Regions from separate parts of the Homo sapiens genome. Here all the other regions are linked to region 4. The links are chromatin loops, found by intact Hi-C in ENCODE. Cell type or tissue: Calu3. All regions are shown on one strand.

Evidence for each region. Peaks named below come from ENCODE experiments on the same cell type or tissue, not always from the same donor. Only the 100,000 strongest peaks of a DNase experiment are listed, where the experiment ranks them.
Region 1: a loop joins it to region 4, with 1.9 times the contacts of the local background. A loop is called at or near these places in 2 of 110 quality-filtered maps.
Region 2: it touches region 4 in a loop (4-fold over the local background); 2 of 110 quality-filtered maps call a loop at or near these places.
Region 3: a loop joins it to region 4, with 4 times the contacts of the local background. A loop is called at or near these places in 3 of 110 quality-filtered maps.
Region 5: it touches region 4 in a loop (5-fold over the local background); 6 of 110 quality-filtered maps call a loop at or near these places.

What each region holds. Positions count from the first base shown.
Region 1 is chr15:95,920,177-95,925,176 of GRCh38, forward strand. No RefSeq gene overlaps it. Among named protein-coding and RNA genes, the nearest start is that of NR2F2-AS1, 400 kb to the right of the region's middle. In Calu3, a CTCF peak has its summit at 2,391; a DNase peak (open chromatin) is centred at 2,455.
Region 2 is chr15:96,890,841-96,895,840 of GRCh38, forward strand. No RefSeq gene overlaps it. Among named protein-coding and RNA genes, the nearest start is that of SPATA8, 110 kb to the left of the region's middle. In Calu3, a CTCF peak has its summit at 2,661; a DNase peak (open chromatin) is centred at 2,651.
Region 3 is chr15:96,230,121-96,235,120 of GRCh38, forward strand. The region is part of intron 2 of NR2F2-AS1 (NR2F2 antisense RNA 1); the gene reads right to left. Among named protein-coding and RNA genes, the nearest start is that of NR2F2-AS1, 94 kb to the right of the region's middle. In Calu3, no CTCF peak of the experiment used is centred here; DNase peaks (open chromatin) are centred at 1,071, 1,741, 2,381 and 2,771.
Region 4 is chr15:96,168,991-96,173,990 of GRCh38, forward strand. The region is part of intron 3 of NR2F2-AS1 (NR2F2 antisense RNA 1); the gene reads right to left. All of the region lies in intron 1 of LOC112268156 (a long non-coding RNA gene), which reads left to right. It overlaps LOC105370997 (a long non-coding RNA gene), which reads left to right and starts at 2,593. Exons shown (of 3, transcript NR_188332.1): 1 at 2,593-2,655; 2 at 4,414-4,511; 3 at 4,762-5,000. In Calu3, no CTCF peak of the experiment used is centred here; DNase peaks (open chromatin) are centred at 2,071, 2,421 and 3,021.
Region 5 is chr15:96,262,258-96,267,257 of GRCh38, forward strand. The region is part of intron 2 of NR2F2-AS1 (NR2F2 antisense RNA 1); the gene reads right to left. The region is part of intron 1 of LOC124903584 (a long non-coding RNA gene); the gene reads left to right. Among named protein-coding and RNA genes, the nearest start is that of NR2F2-AS1, 62 kb to the right of the region's middle. In Calu3, no CTCF peak of the experiment used is centred here; DNase peaks (open chromatin) are centred at 2,244, 2,594 and 2,894.

The sequences.
Region 1 (5,000 bases), 250 kb before region 4:
TACACACACAAACATACTCTGTGCCCATATCAATAGATTATTATGCATAGAGTGAACATGGTTATCTACTGCAACATTAATACAGTAGAAAGCTCCCTGGCCTTGGAATCTGAAGGTCTGAGTTTTAGAACTTTTCTTTGGCAAGTCTTTTCACTTGGTCTCAGTTTTCTCATCTGTAAGATGAAGTCTTTTTAACTACCAGAAGAGCTCTAAGTGTACAATATTCTACAATAACTTTATATATCCTGTCACATTTCCCTTCATGTATTAGCTTCTGGGAAAATCCAAATGGAATTTAATATTGGTTCGATAAATAACAATTATACATGAGCACATACTGATGTCTAGACACTAAACTTGACAATAGAGATTCATCAGTGAACAAAGTTCCTGCTTTCATTGAGTTTGCATTCTACTTAACTCACAGAAATATATCAACCTACACTTTAAGAATAAAGTTTGTATCCATGTCTAACACAGTTTTGGATTTCTTTTCTATGTGATTTCATCTACTTCATCATTTAATTATCTTTGTTGTAAACAACCTCAAATAGTCTTCAGGAAAGCAGGAAAGGTCTTAAATAAAAATAAATAATGCTCTTGGACACTATGGAGAGCAACAAGCATGTCTAAAAGCCCCAAACTTAAGAATAAGTTGAATAAGAATAAGAGAGACTCCTGGAGCAGAATTGTGTTATGGGCAATGCATCTTCAAAACAGGACACGTTTCTTTAACTAGTTAGAGTCTTTAATGGAAGAAAAGAACAGGAAAGTCAGGGAATAGTGATTTTGACTCACACCACTGAGGAAGGTCATTAGAAAGAAGCATCAATAAGGCTTTTTAAACCTTTCCTACTTGTAACACACAGAGCCAAGCTTATAGGAAAACTGGAACTACAAAAATTACAAATGGCAACGCTATTATTTGGCACATAGTTGCCAAAGGCATTCAATATAAAGATTTTACAGAGGTGTCAACTGATACATAGCAAACACACAAACAGTCTCCAACACTGTAAAATAGGCAAGGAAAGCTAGGGCAAAATATTAAGTATATAAATTATATACATACATATTTTTTGCGATACAGGCTGGGGAAGTGCTTGCTAGGCACTGTAGTTAAAATGAGCAATAAATACCAGGGCTAATGCTGCCAATGTCTTGTTGGGCATGGGTGGGGAGGGGGGGGTTCCATTCAATATAGTTTTGATTTTCCAGTCTGTGGTTCCAATTCACATTTTGGAAAATGAAATGGTTAGAATATTTCTTGCTGGTCTGTTATACATTTAAAACAGGTTTCAATGCTCTCTCTCTCTCTCTCACCATCAGGACTCATTTGAGGAGTCAGACATGTGAAAGAGAACATTGACTGCTTTTTAGGATCAGCCTCCTCTTCCACCCAAGATAAGGCTTTGCTGCAGAGGTCAAACAACTGTCCTTTCTCCTCCCCAGGACATTCCTGGGGAGGAGAAAGTGAAGGCACAACCTCACTGGTGCTGGAAAGCATTGCAACAGAAAGAAGTGGTTCACTTTCTCTAGGCATCATTCCACTTTCTGGGAAACACAAGCTTGAATTGGAGTACAGTAGTGACCTTGCATTGAAATAGCACACTCTGTAACCCTGTCACAGCCAAGGCAATGAAACGATGACAATTTCCCGTTTAACTTTTTATATTCCTATTTTGTTTTACTTTACAAATCTGGTGAGAAAACACCATCTTCCTTTAAATTCAGGTAAAAGAGATGTCACAGATTAAAAATGCAAATATTGGGGAAGACGCGTGCAAATGACAGAGACTTAGTGGGAAAGAGTGAGGGAGTAAAAGCCGGAGGACATCCTTCTGTGTGCTAGCTATTTACTCTGGATTTTTCCAGTCGCAAGAAGAAAATTACAACGTGTATAATGAATGCCAAATAGAAAATAAAGTCATTTTTATTTAACTTTGGGATGAAGGTAATCTTCGTATTTGTCTGCCAATGTGTCTTTGATTGTGTTTTATTTGGGCTAATGTTAATATGAATCAATGAGCTCTTAGAATTCATCGAACTCCCAACTCTCATTTTGCAGATGGAGAAGCAAAGTCAAGTTAGGGGAATTACGAGACTGGAGCTCCAACCCAGGGCGGTGGCTTCAGTCAGAGCTTTTTCCATGTGGACTGAGACAGCACACAAGGGCTCAAGCAGGGAATGCGACCTGGACACTCTGGGCAGGGCTTGGGAAATTTTTTTAGCTTGAATTTTAAATAAAACTTTAAATTTCAGATGCGACCAATGATACGAGCAGCAGGCTGTTAAGATCACAAACACGGGGCAGGAATGGTTCCCCGAGCGGTCAGTCCTCCACAGACATGCCTCTCTCTCGAGTGTTCCCCCAACTTGATGGTCTGTTACTCCAGGCTGCAGCAGAGGTTCATGGTGATATCCCTTCCCTGGCCACTTCCTGTAATTCTGCAATTTGGGCACAAGAGTCCCCTACATACCTGTGCATGCAGCCTTTCTGCCTGAGCACCTCACTCACGACAACATGCTTATATTTGTACAGCTCTGAGTACTTTCATAACTACTCCCTCATTTAAAAGTCATCAGAACAGCTGAGGGCAGACAAGGACACTGAGGCTCAGACATGGAACTTTACACTTAGAACTACCTTTCTGAGCTCTGTCCCTCAGCCTACTAACTTGAACAAATATCTTAAATAGTATGAGTTCAATAAAATGAAAAAAGACAAAGTTACCTCATTTACTACCACTAGTTCTAGAAAGGCAAATGTTATCAAGAATAATATTTTATATAAAGGCACGGATTTACAAAGTAGATAAATTTGAGAGCAGTGTATTGGACTGCAAGAGAAACCCAACTCCAAACCACCACACCTTTTAAAAAAAAACAGTCACCCCCCTCAAATTTTATCCAGTTAAGGGAAAAAAAATCTTAGTTTACTTACAACTTATGAGCACATTTGTTATGCGAATTGAAATATATCTGCTGGGGCCGGGCACGGTGGCTCATGCCTGTAATCCCAGAACTTTGGGAGGTGGATCACGAGGTCAGGAGTTTAAGACCAGCCTGACCAACATGGTGAAATTCCGTCTCTACTAAAAATACAAAAATTAGCCGGGCGTGGTGGCGCGCATGTAATCCCAGTTACTCAGGAGGCTGAGGCAGGAGAATCATTTGAACCTGGGAGGCAAATGTTGCAGTGAGCCAAGATCGTGCCACTGCATTCCAGCCTGGGCCACAGAGCAAGACTCCATCAAAAAAAAAAAAAAAAAAAGAAAGAAAGGAAAGAAATATATCTGCTGGGGTTTAAAGAAATAAAAAATTATTTTTTAAAAAATATATTGAGTACCTTTTACATAGCAGAGCCTGTGTTAGGTTTTTTGGTTAATGAGAAAATAAGTCACAGTCCCACCTGGGAGACTTCACGACCCATTTACTTGTCTCCATGAAGCCATGTACTAAAGCCGCTGTTGCAGAAATATCACAGGATGCAGATATTTACAATAAGGAAAGTCTCAGGGAAAAAAAAGGCTAATAATGAAGGTGACGTCAATGGCTAAATATTCATCTATAATTATCAAAGTCAGTTTGCGTAGGCGATATACCTGCTTATCGATATGAGATAAAGCACTTTTAAAAAAGCATATCAGAAAGCAAGTCGGTGTGAATGTTGTTGTTCTAGGAAAAGGTAATCTAATTTATAAAATCAGTAAGTTGCCCACAAACTGTAGCACTTTGTTTTATTAGTAACAAATGACGTAAGACACACCTCACAACCGAGGTTGGGGAACAGTTGCTCAGCAGCTGTGAAAGCCTGGGAATCTAACTGCAGTTTCACAATTTCACCTCCGGACCTGACTAGTCATTTCATTTTAAGATGGTTAAAATCTATAACACACACACACACAAACACAAACACAAACACACAAAATGATCTCTGTCCACTAGTTCCTATAGAAACACAGGAAATACTGCACCCAGAACTCACCTTCCCTAACACTCCAGACCTCTCCCCAGCCTTGCTGTTGACAGTTCACCTGTTAGGCTCATGAGGGGCTTGGAAAGGTCCACTGAGCTCACGATAAAAAGAGTTCAAAGTCCCACAGCATCTTTGTAGCCCACGAGCTACTGACAGTTCACACTGCTCCAAGCAAGGAGCAGGTATTGGAGCTGGGAATGGTGGGGCAACACCCAGCTCTCTGGGGGCAGGACTGGATTCTAAGCCCAGCCACAGGGAACAGACGAGGAGGGATGCTCAGAAATGGAAGCATCTTGGCTTTCCTCAGCTTTTCTGTTTCTGCTATTGATTACTAGGGTTAGAAGCAAACTGAAGAAGAAGAATAAAAACTATGTAAAGGCCTTTCCCAGTCCCAAGAAGATGAATGCCATCCTGAGAATCGAGGACGAGCATTTAAGGTGACTTTTTGCATGTGTATCATTGTTTTAAACTTGTATTGCAGGCCGGGCGCTGTGGCTCACACCTGTAATCTCAGCACTTTGGGAGGCTGAGGCTGGCGGATCACAAGTTCAGGAGTTCAAGACCAGCCTGGCCAACATGGTGAAATCCTGTCACTACAAAAAATACAAAAATTAGCTGGGCATGGTGGTGTGTGTCTGTAATCCCAGCTACTCGGAAGGCTGAGGCAGGAGAATAGCTTGAACCTGGGAGGCGGAGGTTGCAGTGAGCCGAGATCGTGCCACTGCACTCCAGCCTGGGTGACAGAGCAAGACTCGTTCTCAAAAAAAAAAAAAAAAAAAAGTTGTATTACATTTAATTGTATGGGATGTTGACCAAAACGTCCTTTTTCCTAAGGCTGTTTATATTAATAATCCTTTCAAAACCTAAAGTTGAAATTTAAATCTTTTCGATTTCCTTTTTGGTTATTTTTCCCCTTTCCTTCATTGCGGGAACTCACTGATTTATTATCTCCTGGATATTTCCTGGGCCCTGGTGACTTTATTCTGGGAACTAAGAGATAACCAGGTGGTCCTCAAACCTT
Region 2 (5,000 bases), 720 kb after region 4:
ACAGGGTGGGTCATTTTCTTCACGCATTGCTCCTGTTCACATTTTTTTTTCTTTCTTTAAAATTGCGGAGGCTTGGCTGTTGCTATTTGGTGTTGCTTGACCCTTCTGGTCTCGCAATGACTCCCGGGGGTGAAGGAGAGCTTCCTAAAGTTCTGAAGGAGAAAATTTAATCAGCAAAGTAATCATTTCTGCTGTGATGGAAAAAAGGAGGCCGGTATGAATGACAAAACAGCTGTGGACCACCAAAAAAGTCAACTGGAATTGGAAGGAGGGAGACCTAAAAAAAAAAATTGCTTCGAAGGCATAGCATTAAAGGGAAAATGAATCAGAAAAGAGATCTGAAGTGCTAGAATGCACTGCTTAATAACTTTAAATAGTCCATTGAGTCTTCCGGAATTTTTTTTGTTCTTCTTCAAGAATAATCTGCTTACATCGTTAAGACCTCAGCTAAGCTCAGTAACACAAATTACCAGATGTTGTATCCCCTAGTTTTTCCATCAAAAGACCAACCACCAAGCTTGTTGAAAGAGAAAGGTCATTGTCCCTCCCTGGCTATAAAACTATTTTTGCAACTCCTAACAAATGAAATGAGAATACCTTTCAGCTGTAGAAGGAACCTATCTCCCGCTCCTTCGAAGTCCCCCTGTTTGGCTTTGTTATTTTCTAATAACGCACTCATGTGTAAGCTAATAACGTGAACAGAGGGAAAATGAAGAGACTTAAAAAAAAAAAAAAAAAGGAAAAAAGCAGAATGAATTAGGGCAATTGAGGTCGCTCTGTTTCATTTTTGCTGGAAGGATTTTAGCCCTAGTTTTTACCTTATCGCTTATTACACAATTTACGATAAAATGAGATGTGATTCCATTCTTATTGTTGTGCTATAGTCTATTGAACATGCATATATAGAATTCATTTCAGATTTAAACACTATCTTAATTATAAACTGAATAAAATGGACAACCTATCAGGTTTTCTAAATTGCATTCTAACAAATAGTTTCATTTTTTATCACATTTCTACTGTTGACATATTGGGTATAATAATGTTCAGGGAATATTCCCTTTTAATGCAGTGTCTTAATTGTGCCAAAGTATTTCCCATGTGACAACTAATAGTTTATTTCTGACTTACAAGTTTGAGAACTTTAACCGTATGTCATGCCTTGCAATATTTTTCATGATGATCTGCTTAAATAACACTATCAGGAATTTTTTTTTGTTTTAAAATCACCTACAAATGATATATATTTTGCATATTGAAAAGACATCATAAGTATATTACATGTAACTTTCTATTTTCTTTAATAAATAATGTGATTGCTTGTATTTAGGATTCATTTACAGACACTTTTCCAACAAAAGACTTACGTACATTAAGTTGAAAATATTGAAAGAAATATCTCAATTGTGATTAAAAATGAAATACCCAGTTAATGGAATATAGAATGCAATTTTTAAAGAAAAACATATGTGCCAGAACCTGAAAAGTTAAGTCTTATTTTTATATTTACTCACTACAAACTGTGAACGTTGCTTTAAATGAAAAATACGTACCTGATTAAACATATAGTTTTAAAGTAGTCCTAAATATAGTATATTTAAAGTAATCCTTCAAAGTAATTCTGAGTTAATAGCATGGGTCCTAATCCTCAGAATGTAATGCTATGTATTCTTTAAAAACGCTGATTTGTATTCATATGATATTTTAAAATGTAAAAGAATAATCATGCTGAGAAAAATCTGACATTGGAAACTGAAGACAACATATAATTTTGTAATTAAAGGTAAATTTTTCATATGTGCAGCATTTGTTGAAGAATTTCTAACTTAAAAATCACTTAAATTTAATTTTACATGTCAAATACATAACTATTTCACTGACACAGGGGAAAGAATTTAATTAGCACTTTAATGTTAATTGTTTATTAATGTGTTAAGCTTATCAAACTGCCTCATTTAACTTAATAGATATTGCTATACTTTCGTATATTATTCTAATAAAGTATACAATTTGGATTTTTTTCCCTTCTTTTTCAAGTTCCCATGCAACACCTACACGTAAACCTGGCCAACTGGTCTGTTAGAACAGAGCGGGGTGTTTCCTGAAGTTTGAACCTAAACTATTAAATAAAACAGTTATCCTGCAAGACCCAAGAGCTATTACTGCCTACTAATGTCGTCTTGCAGATACTTTTTTTGAACAGTACACAAGAAAGTTGATTCATTTCTCTCTCTCTTTGACTATAAGTAGGGGGTTGTCCAACACACACACACACACACACACACACACACACACACACACACACAATTTTTAGTCATTTTTTTCAATTTAAATGATTTGCTATCACAGTTACTCCATCTTTTATCTCTAAAATAGTTTCAACCCTGTTAATGTGTGCATGTACTTTTTTCTTATCAGCCTCTCAGCAGCATTTGTGATTCATAGCAGCCATCAAAGTGATAATAAACTCATTCACAATACTAACAAACACGGGGCTCCCAGTTATTTACGAGGCAAATTCACTGCAAGGCTGGGCTGTGGAACGGGAGAATCAAGATGGTGTTGATTGATAAATTGACAGGTTAATTTACAAGTGGATAATAGGAGTTAGACCCAGAGGGAAAGAAGGAAGGTCTGAATTCTAGCTTGGTTGCACTGCCATCTGTCTTATGCCCAGAAAGCTGCAGGACTGCTGGCTGGCAGGATCAAATACATACACATTCTTCATAACTTAAAGACAAAGACCTCCATTTACTGCTTTTTGATGGGTTTGTTGCCTTGGTTCTTCACACAATTGACCCTCAATATGTCACAAACAGTGCCACGTCTCAGTGTTTTTTATAAGTGCCACTTAGAACATGACTTAGAATAAGTTATTCTGTCAGTTTCACAAAAACAATGAACAAAATTGCTTTCAAGACTATATTTCACAAATATTAATTGTCATTGGATTGTTGAAGAGTGAATGCATTCTTTCAGATTTCCAAAGCCTCTGAGATGTCCTTGTTCTAGGATGTACATCGCCCCCCACCACCCCCACAAAAAACACACATATACCTTTTCTTTTTCATCCTTGGTATTTAGATGCTATCGGTCTAGCTATTTACAAGATAGGGTAAAGCAAATTGTATGAATCTCATGTTAAACATTTGCATCACTGTTTTTCCTAGAGTTTTATTGTTGTAAATTTGAACATATTTCATAATTTTAAACAATAAGTTTACAAAGTTCTTTTCAAAATGGAGTACTAGTGCATTTGTTTATGTTTCATTTCCAGTGAAATATTTTATTGTACAGGCCAGCCATTTTTATTTTAGTTTTGTAGGAACAGGCCATTAAAAATCTTTTAGGTCTTGTGTAACAGGGACATATTATCATAAGTTCTCAGGAAATTGCCTCGATTGGGCTAGTGCCACTGTGAGTTAGATGGCAAATTTGCAACTACTGTCACTTTGGGAGAAAACCTAGTCTTTGGTCTTTTAAAATTGGTTGGTTAGCAGCAGTGGCTATGCTGGGGGCCTCCAAAATTGCCGGGCTGTGGTTCTTACTTGCCAGCACTTATAATTCTGAAAGTCGCCGGTCTCAACCCAAACCTTTTCTCCCCATATCGCTACATTGTAGGCGAACACCCTTCTCAGATTCCAAATCCATTTAATGCTTAGTTCATGTTAAAACTTGGTAGGTTTGAACAAATACTGAGGAGTTCAACACATTTTCAAAGGAAATTGAAAAAGGCACAAAAGAGCATGTCTGCTCAGCTTCTGCAATTCATTACGAAATGCCAACACTAATACTATTTTTAAACAGATTGCTCCTATTAATCAAGGTATTAAAATAAACTATTAAAATTATGCCTCTAGTTGAGTAACATGAGAAAGCCCATGGAAAATATCTGGTCAAGAATGAATGTCAGAAAAATAAAAACAAATAACTTTGCATGCATGGAATTTTATGGTGTCACAAGGTTAAAAATGTCCCCTTAAAGGGTAAATATCCTTTGAAAAGAAAATGCATTTATGTGTGAATGGGAGGTTGAATGGCCTTTACTGCTTTGTTTAAACATAGACAATCATCTTTGTAATTTTTTTTGGCAAGTTGTATATTTTTCAAAAGAGACTCATAAAAGATCGCATGTTTAAGATTGCTAATTTTTCTTGATGTGGTGACTTTTTTATTAAAAGGGAGTCTTTTCTTCAGTAAAGTGTTTAAGTAGTTTTTAAATTTCACAATCTACAGATTGAAAACCTAAATTCTTTCCTCAGACTGTGAAGCAAGGCATTTTCTTTCTGAGGACTACTTAAACTTTGCATTATATATTTTCTATTTAAAGTCTCAGTGACAACAAGTGTTATGCAAAATAGGAAAATAATTGATAAGACAGCTTATAGAAATGTATGCTTTTATACATATTTATATAGGGAATGTAATAGAAGAAAAATATGCTCAAAATTTAGTTTAATACTTATCTCCTGTCTCTAAATTCCAATTGTAAAACTGTTAGATTCATAGAGGCATAATTTCTAATATATTATACTTTTTAACTTAAAATATGTTAACTTCCTAGAGATTTGTTTTTAGTGAATAATTCTCAAACCTCATGACTCCACTAAGATGTAGCAGAACTCGTTTTCATCAGAAGCATGTTGACATGGAAGAGAATAAAGGCCCAATGCAAGAATGGGCAGTCATTGATAATTTTATTTGTTTAAAATTGTGAATTATTTTTAGTAAGTGGACTTCTCTCCCGTGCACAATTAAGAAGAGGCTTTGTCTTTTTTTCTCCTCAGGTACTAAAATAAATTCTGAAGCCAAGATAACAACAACAACAACAACAAAGATATCAGATCTAATATCCCACCCAATTTCTGAGTTAAGCCAGTGACAGGTATATTTCGAAGCAAGACTATTTAGACACATTGATTTTTGTTGTCACTTTCTTCTTATTTCATATGTCACATCAAGGCTTGGAAATCGGATGAATGTAAGAAGGGTCCGCTGAT
Region 3 (5,000 bases), 61 kb after region 4:
TGCTTCACCCTTTTCTTTTTGATATCAGTGATATATTAAGGAAAAGATAAAGTAACTCTTAACAAAGTAACATTTTATTTCCCATGATTAGGTCTGTTGACAAATATAACAGGTATAACCAAAGTTTTATTAAGCAGTTAAATTTCCAATCTTGGTAAAAGATATCCAGAACCAGTCCACATTTGTATTTTAAATGTTTTTGTTTAACTCTTCTGCAGGAAAAAAAAAAAAGTGTTCCTCAGTCATTCATATGTGATACGAGATTCAGTGCATCTTGCAAAATATTATGTAAATATTTGAAAAAAACTGCTCTTTTCAATTGCAAGAAGGCAAACTGTAAAACGCATATTGTGTGGCAGCATAGATTTACTGTTTCAAATTGGATGATGCAGGCAAAAGTACTTTGTAAGTGGTAAATAAAGTTCTGCATATTTGCAAGTTATTCAAACTGCTTGTGAAGCTTCCTACATGAAGTTGATGGTGGTGGTGATAATGAATAACAATAGCTATTATTTACTGAGTGAGTGTGCCAGCCACCATTCTAAGCACTTAACATATATTTGCTTATTTATTACTCAGAAGAATTGGTGGAAGTTTGGTTGAAGTAGATACTCTTATTATTGCCACTTGACAGATAAACACTGACAGTACAAAGAAGTTAAGTAAATTGCCTTAGGTCATACAGCTCATCACCTTATGACTATTAAAGTAGTTCTTCATGACTTCACGCAACTGTAGTCACAAATGAAACTGCTGGCACAGAATTTATGAATTACTGTCTAGTTAGAATATATGATCCAGGTAACCCAACCTATGGCCACATTTCTTTTTGGTTATTAAAGTAAAAGCACACATGCGAACTTATTTAGATACCCAAAGATATGGCAGGCATCTTTGAACTAACGCACAGACTTGTTCTCTTTGTTTGAAATTGATTCAAATGAGTCATATGATCTGTACAAATGCTCTTCCTGTTCTAGAGTAAGACATGCTAAATGTTTAATAAATGAGTGTGTGCTTCCCAGTGTGGCAGTGTTTGCCTTTCTTACTTGGTGTGTTACTCAGAAATCTTTGGTTTGCTGGCTGGGTGCAGCAGCTCACACCTGTAATCCCAGCACTTTGGGAGGCCGAGGCAGGTGGATCACCTGAGGTCAGGAGTTCGAGACCAGCCTGGCCAACATCATGAAACCCCATCTCTACTAAAAATACAAATAATAATAATAATAATAATAATAATAATAATAATAACTGGGCGTGGTAGTGCATGCCTGCAATTCCAGCTGCCTGGGAGGTGGAGACAGGAGAATTGCTTGAGCCCGGGAGGTGGAGGTTGCAGTGAGCCAAGATTGCGCCACTGCACTCCAGCTTGGGTGATAAAATGAGACTGTGTCTCAAAAAAAAAAAAAAAAATCTTTGGTTTGCCATGAGTAAAAAGTCAACTGAAACCAACTAAAACCAAAAAGGAGAAACATATTAGTTCCAATAAGTGAGGAGTTTAGAGAGTTCAGTTTTCAGGTGTGGCTGGATCCAGGTACTCAAGTAATGTCATCATGCGCATCTAACTATTGCTCCTGCTCTGTGCTGCTCTGCTTCCTTCTCCATTGGCATCCTTCATCAGGCTTTCTTCACTGCAGTTAATGGTTTATATGTGGCTCTTCTAGAAGTGAGCATACTTCTTTCTTTACATCTCCAACCAATGTCTCAGGCAAGCCTTGTATTGGCAGAGCCTGGTATCATGTACCCATCTCTGAACAAATCACTTCCTTCAGAAGAATAAGACATCTGACTGGCTAATCAAGAAGTAGGAGGAGGAGAAAGTGGGGGGAAGGGAAGAGAACATAGAGAAGATGATGGTGATAAATGGACATGTGACATAAGAGTAGCCTCTCGTAGCCCAGAGGTGTCTTGCTGATTTTTATCTTTAATGTTATCTCAAAAATTTAGCTTCCAAAAAACAAAAAGAAATAGACCATTCCATCTCCTCTTTAGGTTATGTTGTTTATTTGTGCCTTATTTATTTTATTTAAAAGAAAATACTACAGAGTAGCTTTGAACAAGGCAAGGCTTATATGGATGATGCCATTTAGGAGCGAGATAGTTTCTTTCTCTGCTTCATTGTACTTGGTGATAATTATAATCGGTGCCCATGGTGACTCTTTATTGTGTCATTCCAATAAATTCACATTCATATTTAAAATCATAAATTAACAAGGGTTACTACAAAGTGTTCCTTATTACACATTTATAATTTCTCAGACACAAGGAAAATAATGGGAGTTTCCCTGTGGTCATTTGTCACATAATAATATCCTTCCGCCCTGCTGCATACAAAGGTCCCATTGATTGGAAGAGCAGCTACACTTGTGCGCAGGGCCAAAGGATTGGGGAAATTCTCAACTGGTTTAACAAGAATGAGCACCACACATTCTGAAAGGTCTGCAGTGACCAAGTCACCAAAACTGGGTCTGCAATGAGAATTGGGAAAAATTAGAGAAGTGCCTTTAGGCAACTAGAAACTGAGAGACCGAGAGTTCACATAAGAGCAAATGAGTATCTTGGGCCATGCCTTATATTTCTCCTGAAATTTCTTCCCACTCTCAACAGAGAGAGAGAGAGCCAAGGGAGAGAGCTATTCCATAGCCACATGGGTGCCGGTCCTCACACCCAGACCCTGAAGCCCCCGTAGCATTACTGAGAATTATATTCTCCCCCTTCCCTTGACTTTTTTGTTGAACTTTTCTTTTTCTTTTAGACCCAGGACAGAACATTGAGTAAGTCATACTCCTCAACTCATAGCACGCTATCGTTACAAGTTTGTGCCAAGCCCTTCACTCATGTGTTCATTAACTTTTATCTCCTTTTCCCCTTCCATTTTCCTCCCACAACCCATAAACAATAGCAGTATTGTGTTCGATGACATCCTTGAGTTTGTATGCATTCTCATAAGACACCCCAAATTTCCTTGCTCTGTCTGTATATGTACCTTATATACACATACGTTTATGTATAAGCATATATATACATACATGTTTACATATATACACATATGTATGTTTATACATAAATGGTGCCCACAGATGTTTTTGTGGTTTTCCTCCCTCTTAGTCAGTTTTTAAGATTTAATCTGCACTGCTTCATACTGCTGCATAGCATTGTATGATGAGCCTCCCTGACATCTCACTACCCATCTCCCCAGCGAAAAACACCTCAGTCACCCCATCCTCACCACCACACCCAATGCTGGGATGGGTTCCACTCCCAGGAGCAGGACAGCTGGGTCATGGGGCTCATGGATCAGTCTCCATCTGACTTCCCTGCGTTGACTATGAAGCACCCACCATGATGATGGTATCAGGTTCATAGCATGTGAATGGAAGAATCTGGGGCTCAAAGAGGTTAAGTGATCTGCCTAACTTCACATCGCTAGTTAAATGCTGGCGTCTGGATTTAAAGCCAAGTTTCTCTGACTCCCAGGTTCACATCCTTCCACCGTAGACTGCCCTCTGAGACAGCCACGTATAAAGGGGTCCTGGAGAACCTCTGACTGGCCTGCACACTGGGAGGAGTGTGGAGTCTCGGGAAGCTCATGCCATTTGCAGGAGGGAGGAGCCTGGCTCCTTCTCTTCCTGGGTGGTACCTGGGATTCAGCCTGTGAGGTGGGAAGCCTGTACTAGCAGGACTCTCACTATGCTGAGAATCTGCTTCCCCTTTTATTCCCTTTTGCCCAATAAATTCCGTTTTTCTAACCCTTCAAAGTGTCTGCAAGCCTAATATTTCGTGGTTGTGTGACAAGACCCCTATTTCAGCTGAACTAAGGAGAAAGGCCTACAACACTTCCATAGAGAGCTTATGTTTCAATATCCTAGGCTATAGGTAGCAAAGATTTGGTTAGCAATCTTTCTTGTAAGAAGGCCAGAAAAAGTATTCCTTCCCTTCATCAGGCATCCAATCCCCCCAGTGCCTTCAGGCCTGCTGGGAGTGGAGAACAGGGCCTGCCACAAGGTCATTGTATAATCAGAGGTGAGGGAGAGCCCCACTGGCTAGGGGCCAGGCAAACGTAGGCCTCCTCGCACCCCTGATGCAAGCAGATTAACAGCTGCCATCTGGCAAGCACAGTTTCTCCATGCAAACTGCAAACCTCACCCCCCGGGTGAATCACTGGTGTGTCCAATACCAGTCAAGCCCGATGAAACTCTGATGGCTCTATTAATGAAGATGAAAACTTGAGATACGCCAAATACAGATTAAATGGCATCTTGGTAACATGATTATCTCTGAATTACTAGCAGCAGAGAGACAGCCAAATGACTAATCTTGGGGAAGGCCGAGTGCTTTGGACAGAGGATTCGCTACTTCAGCCCCAGGGCATCATTTGCTGTATCAGAGTCGTATTTTACCACAGGGAACACCCAAGAGTGGTGGCTTCCTCTGCAGTAGAAAGTCACTCTGTTTCCAGAGAAGATTTACTTTCTTCAAGTTCTGAGATACCAAATGCAGAATGGTCTGAAACAAGATGACGAGGGAGTATGTCAGGAAAAAATGAGGAGGAATCACAGGAATCTGGCAGATGTTCCTGTCGATAGCATTGTTGAAATTAACAGAAATGAAAGGATAGAAATGATTGAGAAGGAAGCCTAAAAGCCACAAGCCAAGTCATTTTCTCCTGCTTTCTTTCCACTTCCGTCTTTAGCTCTCTAGTATTTAGTAAGCTCTTCATTCTTTTTTTTTGTTTTTTTTTGATGGAGTCTTGCTCTGTCGTCCAAACTGGAGTGCAGTGGCACAGTCTTGGCTCACTGCAACCTCTCCCTCCTGGGTTCAAGCAATTCTCCTGCCTCAGCCTCTTGAGTAGCTGGGACTACAAACACCTACCACCACACCCAGCTACTTTTTGTATTTTTCTTTTTTCCCGAGACGGAGTCTTGCTCTGTCACCCAGGCTGGAGTGCAGTGGTGTGATCTCGGCTCACTGCAACCTCCGCCTCCAGGGTTCAAGCGGTTCTC
Region 4 (5,000 bases):
TGATGTTTTTTGAGTGTTCTAGAACGGGGGTCCCCAACCCCAGCCTGCGGAACCGTACCAATCTGTGGCCTGTTAGGAACCAGGCCCCAGAAGGAGGTGAGCAGTGGGCGAGGGAGCATCACTTCGGATCATGCTTCCTGTCAGATCAGCAGTGGCAGTAGATTCTCATAGGAGCTGACCCCCATTGTAAGCTGCTCACGCCAGGGATCTAGGTTAGGTGCTCCTTATGAGAATCTAATGCCTGATGATCTGAGGTGGAATAGTGTCATCCCAAAATGATCCCCACAACCCTGTCCATGGAAAAATCATCTTCCACAAAACTGGTTCCCGGTGCAAAAAGGTTGGGGACCACTGTTCTAGAAGATAGCAAGGGTTAAACAGTGAGCAATTTAAATTTTTAAACTATCGCTGATAAAAGTGTAAAAGTCCAAAAAAAAATCTATCTTGCCAAGTTCAAAGTGTTAGGAATTGATCTAGGAGGTCCCACTTCCGCAGACATAATACGGCAGTCTCCCCTTGCGCTTGAGGGATACCCTCGAAGACCCTGAGTGGATTCCTGAAACCGAAGACAGCACCAAGCCCTAAACATACTATGCACACATTTCTCTTTCCCTCTTCGCAGTTTCATGGATACTATATTCATTCTTATTGTAGATCTCAGCAACCTCAGGATACTTTTTCTTTTCCTTATTAAGTCCAGAACTTTCACCTTTTCATTTAGAGGAAGCACTTTGCGGCTTCCCTTTGGCATCTCCGAATTGCCAGCATCACTATACTTGCACTTTGGGGCCATTACTATGTAAAATAAGAATTACTTGAACACAAGCACTGTGACATTGTGACAGTCAATATGACAACAGAGATGGCTCCTAAGTGACTACGGGCAGGGGTGGGCATACAGCATGGATCCGCTGGACAATGGGGACAATTCACAGCCCAGGCGAGACAGAGCAGGATGGCAGAAGATTTCATCTATTCAGAACAGTGTGAAATTTAAAACTTAGGAATTGTTTATTTCTGGAATTTTCTACTGAATATTTTTAGACTGTGATTGACCACGGGTAGCTGAAACCATGCAAAGCAAAACTGCGGATACGGGGGACTGCTGTACTAGGAGTCGACCAAAATTTATAAAGCATTTTTTTTTCTTTCCCCCTTCCTCATAGGAGGAGGAAGTACCAAATTATGGTAGTCTTTATGGAGAAATGCTGCATAAATAACTGCCAACAGCAAACAATGTATTATCCCTATGGTTCAATCATTTCTTGGAGGTTAAAAGATCACACGTGAAGGCCGGGCACAGTGGCTCATGCCTGCAATCCCAGCACTTTGGGAGGCCGAGGTGGGTGGGTCGCCTGAGGTCAGGAGTTCGAGACCAGCCTGGCCAACATGGCGAACCTCGTCTCTACAAAAAATACAAAAATTAGCTGGGTGTGGTGGCAGGCGCCTGTAATCCCAGGTACTTGGGGGGCGGTGAGGCAGGAGAATCTCTTGAACCTGGGAGGCAGAGGTTGCAGTGAGCAGAGATTGTGCCATTGCACTCCAGCCTGGGCAACAAGAGCAAGACTCCATCTAAAAAAAAAAGAAAAAGAAAAAAAAAAGATCATACATGCATCTTCCCTACCATTTCTAGATTTGTATTAATAAATAAGCCAAGTCGGTGAATTCTCTCTCTCTCTGTCTCTCTCTCAACTACTATTGCTTTAATCTTCCTGAAGTAAAAGTTTTTAAAAGAGAGAAGGAAGGAAGGAAGGAAGGAAGGAAGGAAGGAAGGAAGGAAGGAAGGAAGGAAGGAAAGAGAGAGAGAGAGAGAGAGAGAGAGAAAGAAAGAGAAAGAAAGAAAGAGAAAGAAAGTTGGATTGTTTGATAGGAACATACCACCCTTGAGTCTTCCCCTCATGAAACATGGATGCAGAGTTTTGGCCGGAATTAAAATTGCTAAACTGTGTTTGAGGTTGGCAGAGGAAGTGGTATGGAATTTACCAAGACAGGCTGGGAGTTGAAAAAAATTATAATCCAGGTGCCTCACCTTTTCCTCCACTGGTTGCTTTTCCCCCTATGCCCTGACGCCTGGGAGCTTATTTACCGAGTCAATTAACAAAAGATAACCTCCCATTGTGCAACCATCAATAAATCAATCGTGTTAATACTATCTTGGAATGTCCCCGACTATTGACTTTCATATTGTTTACATTAGCCACTTGAGAAAGCCAGAACCCTTGAGTCGGCTTGTTTGGGCGTTAATGGATTCTGGAGTAGCCATTACTACATATAAGTCTCTTTACAAAATATTGAAGTTTCTCTGAGGTTCACCTGCTTTCTGAACACTGGCGGTACACTCTCCTCCCTCCCCACACGATCCTGCAGCACCGAGTTTGATGAATACTTAGGAAGGCAAACAATCATGATCAGTAATGGAACAGTCACTTAGGGTACACCTACTTCTTTGTGAGTTGAATAATCTATTTCCACCCACCCCAGCCCCACACTGTCAACCACCATCAACAATCCGGGGAATCAAGTTAATCTTCAATTAGGTGAAAGAATTTCAGGAACGAGTGCAGCTCAAGTTACCAAGTAACTTACTGTTGTGAAACGATTCATACTGCAAGCCGCCTAAATGCAGGGCTTTTGATGATATTCCCCGCCAACAAGGTAAGAAAAATCTTTCCAAGCAGTGACAATCTCTACATAGGGAACCTCCAAAACTTCTCAAGCTATCTTGAAAATTAATGCAACAGAACAAAATCTTTCTATATTTTCTCCATACATATTATAAAAAATAAGGTTGAATATCATAATCATAATTATAAAGCTGGGGTTTAGTGGGGTTTTTTGTTGTCATTAGCATTTCCTTCTTAATGGCATCAGAAATACTTAGAGAACAGGTTTTCCCTCAGAAGTCACAACTGCTCTGCTTCCAGGCCAAGGTAGTTTGCTAAGGCGCTCTATGCAGAGGGATTAAAAAGGAAGGTTGGGGGTAGCGAGGTGGGACACCAGTCCAGGGACTACAGAAGGTTCAGATTTCAGTGCTGGCTGCAGACCTGGGCAAAGTTCACTGCTCCCTTTTCACGACATGCTACATACTTTTCAAGTTCCCACTTGCTTCTTAGAGAGGAAAAAATGTGGCCTCCGAGTTCAGGTTGCTAAGGACAAGCTGAGCCAATTTAACCATGCATTCCTTTTCTAAAAGATAGGCTGGGTTGTTGTTGTTTTTTCACTGTAAATACCAGAAAGTCTTGATCCTCCCTACTCTAAACAAATACTTTTGCTACAACTTTGAAGTCATCTATCTTCCACGGTGGGAAACCAAGGATTGCATTCAGTAGCCTTTTCCTGCCTGAGTTTAGACAAAATTGAATAGTATTCTACTTTGTAGCACATCTTCTTACCAGACACCAGGCTTCGTTTTTCCTCTTGATAATGATGGGTATTTAAAATGCATATGACTATTGGATAATAAAACTCCCACTGTTCTAAGGCTTTCTTTTTGTCTTTCTTTTTTCTTTTCTTTTTTCTTTTTTTTCGCTTTGACTTCATGATATATATGTCTACTTAGGGTGTTTTGAAGAGAGTGAAGGAAACAGACAGGACTTTGAAAGGAAAAACAGACATCTAATTGGCTGTCTCTTGCCGACCCTCCAGTGACCCTGCACTGAATACCTCTAATGGACGTGTGTGATCTTGGAGCCTCTACCGCAATAAACGAGTTTTAGACTTTCAACTTGTTTTTGCAGCAGAATTCTTTATTCTCCTTAAAATTGATTTTTTAAAAAACGAGTGAGCAAGGCATTAGCATAGGTATTTTACACAAAAGGGTGAAATGGTTTTCTAATTTTATAGATTTAATATTTTTAAAAAGAATTTGGCTTCATTATGAATTTAGTTCATGTTAGTGTGTCATTTTACATACTCTAAAAAGTGGTTTTTTTAATATGGAAAGCAAATATTTGCCTTCAAAGCAGTAGTTTCTAAATCCAAAAAGTTCAGAAAGTCAGTTAGGAGGCAATAATCTTAACTCCAAAAATTAATAACTCTCATGACATTGTTTATGTGAAACCTTGGAACTTCCTGTGCTGTAAACCATCTTTGAGTCAAGCTAGAAAATAGTAAGAGTCAACTCAAATCCTTTATGCTTCAAAAAACACATGAGACTATTGAACAGGCTTTATTAAGTGATGTGGGGGTTAACGGTGAAAGCCCCCATTTCTATTTTTGTCAAAAGACTAGGAGCCTCATCCCCATCAGAGAGCTTTGCATTTCCCCTGCCACCTTAACTTCCTGGGAACTGCCAGGGTACACTACCTCCTTTCTTTTCTTCTTTTCTCCCTTTTCACTATCTAGCATTTCTTCCCTTTTATTGTTCTTTCTTCACGTCCATGTTGACCTTTTTTTTTTTAACTTATCATCTAGGATGAGTCAAGGCCTGCCTTGATGTTGCTCTGTGTCCTACCAGCAATTCTTCCTGGAATCGTCTGTTCACATGGATGTCTAAATGTTTAAGCACCCATGTAAATACTATGGTATCACTTTCTCATCAGTAGAGCTTTTGTGAGTTACAGAAAGGCTGAGACCAATGCCACAATTTGAGATTCCAATATGTGAAATAATAAAGACATCCCCTAACAGGACTTTTTAATAAATTAGGCTTTAACATTTGATATTTATAATGTTTTCTGAGAGTGTTCAATATAACAGAGAGTAGTATTCCAGTTATTATATATATTTATTTGGAAATAATGCCAAAACTCTACATTGTAGGCATGAAGGTGGGGCTTGCCTCCATCTGGCTCTCCTGCCACTTTCAACAACACACCCCACATCCGATCCTGCTTAGAGTCGAAGATGAATCTGGCATAATACAAACAGCACTGGACTGGAAGCATGAAGTTTCTCTTATCTGTGCCTTGGTTTCCTCATGTGGAAAATGAAAATGTTGACATAAATAATCACACAGGTCTCTGTTAGTACCATTTTGTGATTTTATATCGTGCTTACCA
Region 5 (5,000 bases), 93 kb after region 4:
ATTCAAAACATTTCAAAGAATATAAAGGGGAGAAATATTCAACTACATAACAAACCAGACCAGTGGTGGGTAGATCTCCGTTAACTGTGTTGAACTTCTGCTCTTTTCTACGAGGGTGTAGAGTGAATCCCATCATACAAACGCCTTATGTCTGGAAAGCTTGGAAGCACATGTGGTGTCAATGGGGATATATTTACAAAGGAGATGAAAAAAGGGCTTTAGGACCTCCCAAAGTTGAACCTGCTCTATTATTTTTAGTTGAGAGACACATCCTAATGAGTTCTGAGTCTAGCAGAGACTTGTAAAACTATGTAGAAAAGGTGACAAATATTAACAAGGGTGGTGGGGTTGTTTTATTTTGGAGGAATTTTTGTTTGCTTGTTTTTAATCTTTACACGTCTTTCAAATGTCAGCTAAGTTCTATTCTTTCTACCATGTGACAATTTCTTCTAACTATTGTGTAACAGTTGGAAGGGATGTTAGCATAGAGACGATTTATAAGCAAGCAGGTGACCTGCAGATGCTATGGGGAAACTAGCCCTTTTCTTAACATGGCCTTAAAAGTACCTGCCCTGCTACAGGAAAAATGATATTCTTTTACAACATTTATAAGACATCATGTCCTCAGCAAGAATTAACATTTGGCATTAACGAACGCACAGTTCTGGCCATAACTTCAAGAAAAGAAATTTTACAACCAGTAATGTGCTTAAATCCTTCCTGACCTGCCCTCTGTAATACATATCCCCAACCTTTCACCTTCAGAAATAGCCAGTACGGGGACAAAGATGGCTACCACAGCTATGGCCATCTGGAGCCCCGTGAGCTAGAAAAGACGGGGGAAGTACTGTCAATGGAGGGGGCAGAAGTACTTTCTAACATCAGACCCAGCCCAATGCCCGTCTGCTTATGCAGCCAGTTTCTGGGTATAGGCAAGTATTGCACTGGAATTATCCCTCATATATGAAAACACAATGTAATCTCACTTAGCAAAACCCAGGTTTCTTTCTTTTTTTATGAGTACCTGTTCTGGGAGATATGCCAAAAATTCAGGGATAATTTAACCAAACCATCAACAACTGGACAACTTATTTAACTCTTTGGTGAGTGTTACATGAACCTTTTTGCTGGCGTCAAGCCACCACATAATGAATCCTGACGCCAGACACAGAGGGTTTGATACATTAGAATAAAGGAAGAGGTTCCTTACTATACAATATATAAAAGAACTAGCTTCTACCAACAGGTTGTTGCCATCTTAGAAAATAGGAATCTGTGTCTCCTGAAAGTCTATTCCTTGAACACCAATGCTACAAGCTTATCCTTTATAAAACGGTTTGGGTAATCAGATCTATTGAAGATCAAATGTCCTGGGGATTCACAGTGCATAGTAATGTGCTGGAGGCTTTGGGGGCCCTGCTGCAAACAATCATATTTAACTCAGGTTAATCTACTGTTTCTCACTTGACCCCGGACATTTTTTTAAATCAATGTTTTGAGACATGAAATTACTATTTCAAACGTCTTCTGGAGAACACTGATTTAAATCTACTGCATGGCTGACAAACGAGTCCACCTCTTTTGAAAGCTGAGCAAGCCCCTTTAGGAGGACCCTTGGCTGAATAAAGGAAGTCTCAACCCAACTGCAAGAAGGTCTTCGCCATTCCTCTTCTGAGGATATGCTGACCTTGGGCCGTGCATATTCTCTTCTTCTAATTAAGACACGTTGCATGTTCTGTGGCTACCAAAGACGAAAACAGTAGACCTCACCAATTGCCCATGGGTTTCACAAGTGGCACTGGTTACCTACATAAATATTTGTCATACATCAAATAAATGCTTCACGTACATTGATTTTTCTTATGGACTCCTTTTCTTTTAAGATTATGTACAAATCCACTCTCTCTTTCCACTTCAAATAATAGACAAAAGCTATGTTTATTCTTCCTATTCTATAACCAAAGTCACTCATACATCAAGATCATTCAAGAAAGCCTAGCAGTATGCAAGTGAATGAGAGTGGCATGACTGTGAAGATAATCTTGGATCTACTCTAATTTAATTTTTTTAAGTAAATCATTTGCAAACTCCAGCACTCTAACTAGTACAAGTAACAAATTACCCATGAGGAGCCTCAGAGGCTACAGGTGACAGAGCTGTGTTGCAACACCTTGGCAAGGATCTTTGTACTACAGCCTTGGTTCTCAAACTGTACAGTGCATCAGAATCACCTGAGGGCTGTGTTAAAACACAGATCTCTAGGCCCCACCCCTAGTGAGTTTCAGTTTCAGTGGGTTTAGGGAGGGGCCCAAGAATGTGCATTTGCAACAGGCTCCCAGGTGATAGGGATGCAGCTGCTCTGGCTGGGGGACAGCACTTTGGGAATTACAACTGTACAGCAGTTCCCTAATGCTCCCGATCAGGATTACCTGGAAACTTTGTTAAAAACACTAAGTCTCACCCTTAGCCCCAGACTCCTGAGATGGACTCTCTAAGAAGGAAAGTCAGGAATCTGTATTTTTAATAAACTCCCCAGGGGATTCAAATCATCCAGCTCTGGACTACTTCAGCCTGAGAAGAGGGGCTTGCCTTTTAGATCTGGGCCTGACGTCTTGAACCTTTGCCGGCCTCTGGGCACACGGACTCTCCCTGCTAGAGGCCCCTTCAAAGTGCAAGCAGGCTGAAGACACGTGAATGCCTCCTCCAATAACTTGTCCAGTAATTGGTATATTGATTGCTAATGTCATCATGTTTTAGTATATATAAACCCCTCACTCTATTACACAGCCCCCAACAATCCAAAAAGTCATTGTTTATTCATTGTGACTCCCAAACTGGCCCTTGTCAGCTCCTGCTGGAGAGCTTGCTGATAAAAATCAGCAGATGATTGGACGCACACATTCTTAACATGACTGACCCATGACATCTCAGAGGGCAGCTCGAGAGCCTGTCATTACAGTACAATACATTTCTTTCTTCTTTCTTATCTAGCCCAGATGACTTCGAGATTTTTATTAACTCATTAATGACTGAAGATGTCATTAGAACCAGTGGGAAGGGTTATTTTTCTGTCTCTCTCTCTCTCTCTTTTTTTTTTTTAAGTGGGAATAAGTGTGCAATTTGCTGGGAAAGGGGGAGGGGCTCATTGATGAAACAGCTAAGACAAACCTAAGTGGAGAGACCCTTGGACTTTATTAGAATCTGAAATTTGATTGACGGGTCCTGGACCTGAAAATCTGCAGACAGAAATACAAAGTTGCTTCAGAAACATGTTGGGAAGAATGGGACAATTTGATCAAGGAAATAGCGACCCATAAAATTCAGTAATTTTTATTGTGTTGTGGACTCAATCTTTCCAACATAACAGCTAAACAAACAAACAAAAACGTCAGAGTAAAGCTACTGAAACCTCTAAATGTTTCTTAACCTACACGTTCATTAAATCATATCTTGTTTCTGCGTGCCTTTAATTTTCACATCTGCAAAATTGCTTTTAGAAATCAAATTAGATCTTTTGAAGGCACTTAAATTGCAACAACCTTATGTTTTTTTATATACTCTTGGGTTTCAGCCTTTTCATCTGGGTTGTGTGTCCAATTAATGGGATATCTCAAGGAAGCACTAATCATTTTGAAAACTTAAGAATATAAAAAGCAAGCAGACTATTTTCATTATAACTGATTGGATTGAGAATAAGCTACAGAGGAAATGTTCAATAATTATGATAACTTTTTTGGAGGAGATCACAAAAGAATGTCAGTCACAGAAGGTGCTTTTCATTGTGACAAAGGCTTTCAAGTCCAGTTTCAGTAGATTCCTCTTCGGGGTTCAGCCTCAGGCATGTCAGAAGGCTGCTCTGAGAGTGGGTTTTACACTGATTTTTATCAGCCCCAGATAATTCACTTGGCAAAGAAAACATCTATTACTAGATGTATCTCATATGTTACTGAATGTTTACTAAATTTTACTACTGTCAAAACACATTGTAAATGAACAGACCCTCAGAAGAACGAGGGAAATCTATTCCTCAGAAGAGAAAATGGTTGTCTGAGGACCTACAAAGATTTTTGCCCAAGGAAATTAATGCCAGTAAACTATGACCAAGATTTAAATATGCTTTCAGCCAAGTTTTATGCTTAAATCACCTAATTACATCTTTCTTTCTTTATTTGCCTGGTGGAGAATTATATTCATTACATGTTATGGTAAACAGAATAATTAGTTAATATTTACGGATTAATTAAATACAATCATTTTATCTAATTCAGTAATAACGGTGCTGAATTTTATTTTTCACATTTCTGAACATGATGCCAAACACCCAGATGAAACCTAGGAGGAGAAAAGAGTCAAAAATCCAGATGTTATTAAAGATCCAGATGTATGGTATCAAGTAAACAGAACATCAAGGATTTTTACTTTTCTTTTTTCCATTTTCATCCAGATGTTTGGTGTCGTATAGACAAAGTCTTAATCTGTTCAGTCACAATCACAGCGTTATTTAATATCATTTGCCAATATTTCACTCCCTTCTTCACAAAATGATCTCTAAAAATCCTATGTAATGCATTCACGAGGAAAACAAGGATATTTTCTTCAGAAACAAAAATATAATGCCCAGTGGATTCATAAGACCAGATTACCATCCAGGATGGTGCCCAAGTCTCTATGTTGAAAAACATTTCATATCTGCATTTTTAAATGATGAAAGTTAATTCACCTTAAATGGTTGGAATGGAAACTTAATTTTAATTGACATGCACATGCGAATTTCAGTCCTAGTAGGTAGCTTTGGAGAATAACAGGCTCTCAAGTGTAAATGATGGTCATCTTTTCAATGGGATCCTTTCCCAATTCATTCACTTATCATTAAATCCTAAAAGAGATTACCCGCCATTTTAAGAATAATTTCTGCTTTGCAACTTTGGGTACCTTAAAGCACTGACCCAGGGACTTAAGAACTTGATGCTGAGCCCCAGCATCTCATTTTTCTGTGTGAC